Regions from separate parts of the Homo sapiens genome. Here region 2 is linked to region 1. A link is a contact called in ENCODE Hi-C data. All regions are on one chromosome and are shown on one strand. The core of a region is the stretch at or near the end of the contact, and the rest is flanking DNA. Distances in the headings are between cores, read along the strand shown.

Region 1 (2,731 bases), core at 43-2,542:
GAAGATAGAAAACAAAACTAACTTACTTAACTGAGTAACTAACGGGGAGAGGGGACTCAGGAAGTCGACCTATAGCAAAAATTACACATCATTCAGAGCATAAGGGCCGCAGTGAAAGGCGGCAGAACACGCGCTTTTAAAGGCTAAAATCTGGGCGGCTCACGCCTGTCATGCCAGCAATTTGGGAGGCCCAGGAGAGTGGATCACTTCAAGTCAGGAGTTCGAGACCACCCTGGCCAACATGGCAAAACCCCGTCTCTACGAAAAATACAACAATTAGCCGGGAGTGGCTGTGTGCGTCTGTAATCCCAGCTACTGAAGGCTGAAGCAGGAGAATCGCTGGAATCCGGAAGGCAGAGGTTGCAGTGAGCCGAGACAGCGCCACTGCACCCCAGCCTGGGCAGCAGAGCAAGACACTCAGTCTCCCAAAAAAAAAAAAAAAAAAAGACTGAAATACTCCCCCGCCTTCCTTCCCTTTTCCCCTTCAGAAACTACAGTGGTTTGCAGTTTCTGATCCCTTAAGAGGCAGAAAATATTCCATGGGGCTAACTGTGGCTTTCTTCCATTGCCGCTGAAAGTCCCCCACAAGGCCGGATAAACCCTGACTCAGGTCGAGGAGGTGGTGTTTGGTTTTATTTCTCTCTCTCTCTCTCTCAACTTTTATTTCTTGTTCAAGCATACATGTGCAAGATTGTTATATAGGTAACTTCTGACTGGGGGTTCAGTGTGCGGATTATTTCATCAACCGGGTACTCAGCGCAATACCTGACAGTTTTTATCTGAAACTGTCTCTCCTCCCACTCCTCCTCCCTCAAGTAGAGCCCCGTGTCTGTCGTCCCCCTTTCTCCCCAAGTGTTCTCATTATTTAGTTCCCACTTATAGATGAGAACACGAGGTATTAATTATTTTTGGTTTCATCTTCGGTGATGGTGATAAAAGAGGCATGACCCTAAATCGAGCCTTAGGACACTCCCCTCCGTCCTCACCCCACACCCCCTCCCCACACACACCCTCACCCCTGTACCCCCTACTCAAGCTCAACAAAGGAAGAAAGAAAGTAAAGTAAAAGGTCAGCTTCCAAAGCGGTGGAGGCGGGGAATCTCAAAGGGTGAGCAAGCGGTGGGGGGCGGGGTATGTCCTGGCCAAACTAGCAAAGGTGGGGGACTGACTTTCTAGCCCCACCCCACCCCCCAGTCGCCAACCGCAGCCAGGCTTCTGGTGGGGTGGTGCCTGCAAAAGCTTCTGAATGGAGAGAGGCCTGAGGCTATGGAAGTCACCAGCTCTGACTCCAGGAAGGGAACAAAGCTTTGTGCATTTTAGTGGGGCTTTGGAACGCGGTGCTGTGCCTTCCAAAGTGATGCGCCTCGCCTGGCACAGAGCAAGACTCGTTCTAAAAAAAAAAAAAAAAAAGGAAAAAAAAATAGTAGACTAGTTGTGGTTGTGAATCATTCCCCTGAGGCCAGGCGAAGTGGCTCACGCTCATCATTCCAGCACCTTGAGACGCTGAATCAGGAGGATTGCAACGAAGTGATGAGACTCTAAAAAATTTAAAAGTGATCTGGGCACAGAGGCGCGTGCCTGTGGTCCAGGTACTACTATGGAGGCTGAGGAGGAAAGATCGCTTGAGCTAAGATGTGTCCAGGCTGCAATGAGTGAGCTATGATGACACCACTGCACTCCAGCCAGGGTGACAGAGTGAGACGCTGTCTCTAAATCAATTAATCAAATCACTGAAAGGAGCTCTCTATTTCTTACTTTCAATGGATGTCTCTTTAGGCCAGATGGGCATGGTGGCTCACCCCAGTAATCCCAGCACTTTGGGAATCCAAGGCGGGAGGATTGAAAAAAGAAAGAAAGAAAAAGAAAAAGGTGGGGGGAGGCGTATCTCCTTGACTGGTGACTAAAAGTACACAAACCCAAAAGGAAGGAACGTGTGTAGGATTTGGTAAACGGATCCTGTTTTCTTAAATTACTGTACAGTGTTGTCATCTTAAAGATGAGTGAGGCCGGGGGCGGTGGCTCACGCCTGTAATCCGAGAAGTTTGGGAGGCTGAAGCTGGTGGATCATGAGGCCAGGAGTTCAAGACCAGCCTGACCAAGATGGTGAAACCACGTCTCTACTAAAAATACAAAAATTAGCCAGGCGCGGTGGCAGGAGCCTGTAATCCCTGCTACTGGAGAGGCTGAGGCAGGAGAATCACTTGAACCCAGGAGGCAGAGATTGCAGTGTGCCAAGATTACGGGACACTGCACTCTAGCCTGGGGGACAGAGCAAGACTCCGTCTCCAAAAAAATGAATTAAAAACAAACAAACAAAAAAAAAAGACTAGTGGGCCAGCCTAGCCAACATGGCTAAACCCTGCTTGTCTCTACTAAAAATGCAAATATCAGCCAGGCCTGGTGGCACACGCTGGGGAAGACCACTCAGGGAAGCCGAGGCATGAGAATCACTTGAGCCTGGGAGGCGGAGGTAGCAGCCATCCTAATTCGAGCCACCGCACTCCAGCCTGGGTGAAAGAGTGAGAACCTGTCTCAAAAAAAGAAAGATGAGGCCGGGCACAGTGGCTCACACCTGTAATCCCAGCACTTTCGTAGGCCAAGGCAGGTGGATCACAAGCTCAGGAGTTCAAGACTAGCCTGACTAATATGGTGAAACCCCGTCTCTACCAAACATACAAAAATTAGCTAGGCTTGGTGGTGTACTCCTGTAGTCCCAGCCGCTTGGGTGGCT
Region 2 (2,767 bases), core at 217-2,716, 850 kb after region 1:
AGATCACCCAAATTTGTTAGATATCTTCAAGGCAAGTTTGCTAAGGAAAGGAAAGGGAGGATGTGAGGGCATAAAAACAATCTTAGGGCAAAAATGGATAAATGAGGAGCCAGTTTTCCAGTGAGACAGACCCAATTATGCAAACAAGGGAGTGGGCTCCAGGGTCAATATTAATTCGCAAATTAGTGGCCAGTACCAATTTAGCACCATCGCTCATCTCCTTCTCAAAATCATCTATGATATAGCGGTGATGCTGCTTTATTTACAGGGCAACTAACCGAAAGGTCAGGACAACGAGTTTGCAATTTACAGTCTCTGGACAGGGTTGAAAGTCAGTTTTTTTTTGTTTTTTTTTTTTTTTTGAGATGGAGTCTTGCGCTGTCGCCCAGGCTGGAGTGCAATGGCAAGATCTCAGCTCATTGCAACATCCACATCCCGGGTTCAAGCGATTCTCCTGTCTCAGTCTCCCGAGTAGCTGGGACTACAGGCGCGTGCCACCACGTCCGGCTAATTTTTGCATTTTTAGTAGAGACGGAGTTTCACCATATTGGCCAGGCTGGTCTCGAACTCCTGACCTCGTGATCCACCCGCCTTGGCCTCCCAAAGTGCTGGGAATACAGGCGTATAAACTGTACTGAGCCACTGCGCCCGGCCGAGAGTCAGTTTTTACAAGCACTCAGATGTGGGCCCGAAAACAAATCAAAACAAAAGTCGTGACTTCCCAGATCTTAGGTAAGGCATAGATTCGTCTGCAAGGAGGGCCGAAATCTCTACCTATCAGGCAAAAGGCAAAAAGCCCGGAAGGGTCGGGGAGAAGCAAGCTGGAAGGCTCCAGGAAGTGGGTGGGGAGGAAGCTGCCGGGGTTGGAGCCAACCCTAGCAACAGCAGGTTTGCACACGCCTAGCAGAGGAAGTCCCGGGCCTAAGCGTGCAGCGGTCACAAGAGCTTTTGGCAGTGCTGTCCCCTTCGATTCCGGTCATCACCCAACCATCCAGCCCGGGTTTGGGGCGGAAAACCGGCTTGTAAAGTGGGCGGCGGCCGGTGTTCCCACAGCTGAGTCACAGCCCAGCCAACTTTTACAGCGTTTCCCAGAAAGAAAATACAAAGTCTCAGTCCCGGAGCCCACCGCTTCTAATTCCCGCTCCCCTGTGTCACCTGACCCGGGGTAACTCCAGCCCCACTACTGAGATATTTCCCACTCATGGCGCAACTTCTTGCCTGCGCAAAGCCTCGTGGTACCCCGAGCGCTCTCCAAGTGCTACCAACCCCACAGATGAGAGGGCAGGAGAGAGGGGAAGGGCTGCGTCCTCACCTGCAGGACACGGACACCTCCACCCGCGTGGCCGGGATGGCAGCGCTCAGCTGGTTCAAGTCCCCGATGCCCGCAGTGCTGTTGTAGCGGCTGTCCATATTGGGAGGAGGCGCCTTGGACTTGTCCGGCGCCCACAACCACAGCTCGGGCGGACTGAGGGCTAGCTCCCGTCAGGCGGGGATGGGGGTTGAGGGTGGAGGCAGAAGAAGGAGGCGGAGGCAGCGCGCGGGATGGGGGAGGGAAGGGAGGAGGCGGACCTCCGCGCAGAGCCACGAGGGAACCGCTAGCCAGTCCTGGGTGAAACTGACGCTGCCAGGCAAGTGGCGCGCGGGGATCCCGGTTTCCCAGCCCCCTTCCGGCAGGCAGCAGCCCGGGCGGGGGACACACTCCGTGATCCCCTCCTGGCTGGAGGGGTCAGGCTTGGTGGACCCAGCAAGCAGCCTGATGGAGAAGGTGGCACCAGACGCAGACCCCTACCGTCCAGGACCGCAAGCCCTCGCCGGCTCTGCGTGCTTTTAGGTTTTGTCTCCACCTCTGCACACCCACACTCGCCTCCTGGGCCGCGACAGCTTCCTTCTGTCAATCAGGTGTGGACGGGAAGGTCTCGAAGTTTCCTCGCCTGAGTTGAAAGCTGGAGGTGGGGGCACCTCTGCCCGTTCCTAACTGCCCCGTTATAAGGTCCCCCTCCCCACAATTGGTTCTCACCTCGCCCTCGGAGCTCTTGGGAGATCCCTCCGTCCCTCCTACTGTGCCCTCGGGCAGATGAGTCTGGTCCCAGCTTCTGGACTGCCCACTGTCGGCCACTTGAGAGTTGGGGACGGTGGGGCATTGTGACGCTCTCCAACCTTGGAACACGGTGGCAAAGTGGCCGATCAATATATGGGACAAGTGGGGGCGGGGGGGCGGACTCTAAGGTGGAAAAAACAATACTACTTGGGATTTAAGGAAGCAATCTGGATTCTGTCTCCCCTTGGTTCTTCGGAGCTTAGAGGTCTAACGGCGACATTCCTCCTACAGTAAGGGCTCTTCTGGGTCCCTCGTTTCCAAAGGCATGAAAGTTCTGACCTGAAAATGGGGGCCGGGGAGGGTGATGTCACAACCATATAACGCAGCTCCTTCAGCCGACTCCCACCCGCAAGAACTGAGACCTGACGGATAAAAGCAGAGAGGAGTCAGAGTGAGCGCTGCGTTTGGGAAACTGCATTCCAGGGCAGCAAGACTGGTGCCAAGACGGAGTCGTGGCAAAAGCATCCGGAGGTAGACGAGGCGCCCCTCCACTGCAGGGACCTTTGTTCCCCGCGCCTTCCCTCCTGCCTCACCCGAGCGCCTGCGGGTCCCGGGAGCTCGCCACCAGGCGGCGACGGAGAACAGGATGCGGCGCAGCTGGAAGGCAGAGGGTGGAGAGGGGGCGGGTGTCCGTCCGATTTAACGCTCCAAGCACGGAGTTTCCAGCTG

Evidence for each region. A loop is a pair of places that touch in the nucleus more often than their neighbours do. Pooled maps may share reads with other maps.
Region 2: a map of PC-9 shows a loop between it and region 1 (9-fold over the local background). The contact joins the promoter of CPNE8 here to the enhancer-like site in region 1. A Hi-C loop is called at or near these places in 5 of 168 maps with a recorded cell type or tissue (Calu3, MCF 10A, PC-3 and 2 more) and 3 of 50 pooled maps.

Annotation. Positions count from the first base shown.
Region 1 is chr12:38,055,544-38,058,274 of GRCh38, forward strand. No RefSeq gene overlaps it. Among named protein-coding and RNA genes, the nearest start is that of ALG10B, 260 kb to the right of the region's middle. Within about 2 kb of position 1,293, at least 2 of the 41 ENCODE cell types and tissues checked have a DNase peak (open chromatin) inside an H3K27ac peak, as active enhancers do; they include PC-3 and PC-9, where a contact is called at or near this core.
Region 2 is chr12:38,904,125-38,906,891 of GRCh38, forward strand. CPNE8 (copine 8) reads right to left here and starts at 1,467. Exons shown (of 20, transcript NM_153634.3): 1 at 1,313-1,467. The coding sequence starts at 1,410. CPNE8-AS1 (CPNE8 antisense RNA 1) reads left to right here and starts at 1,588. Exons shown (of 2, transcript XR_007063275.1): 1 at 1,588-2,767. RefSeq lists a silencer at 1,452-1,621 and an enhancer at 2,752-2,767.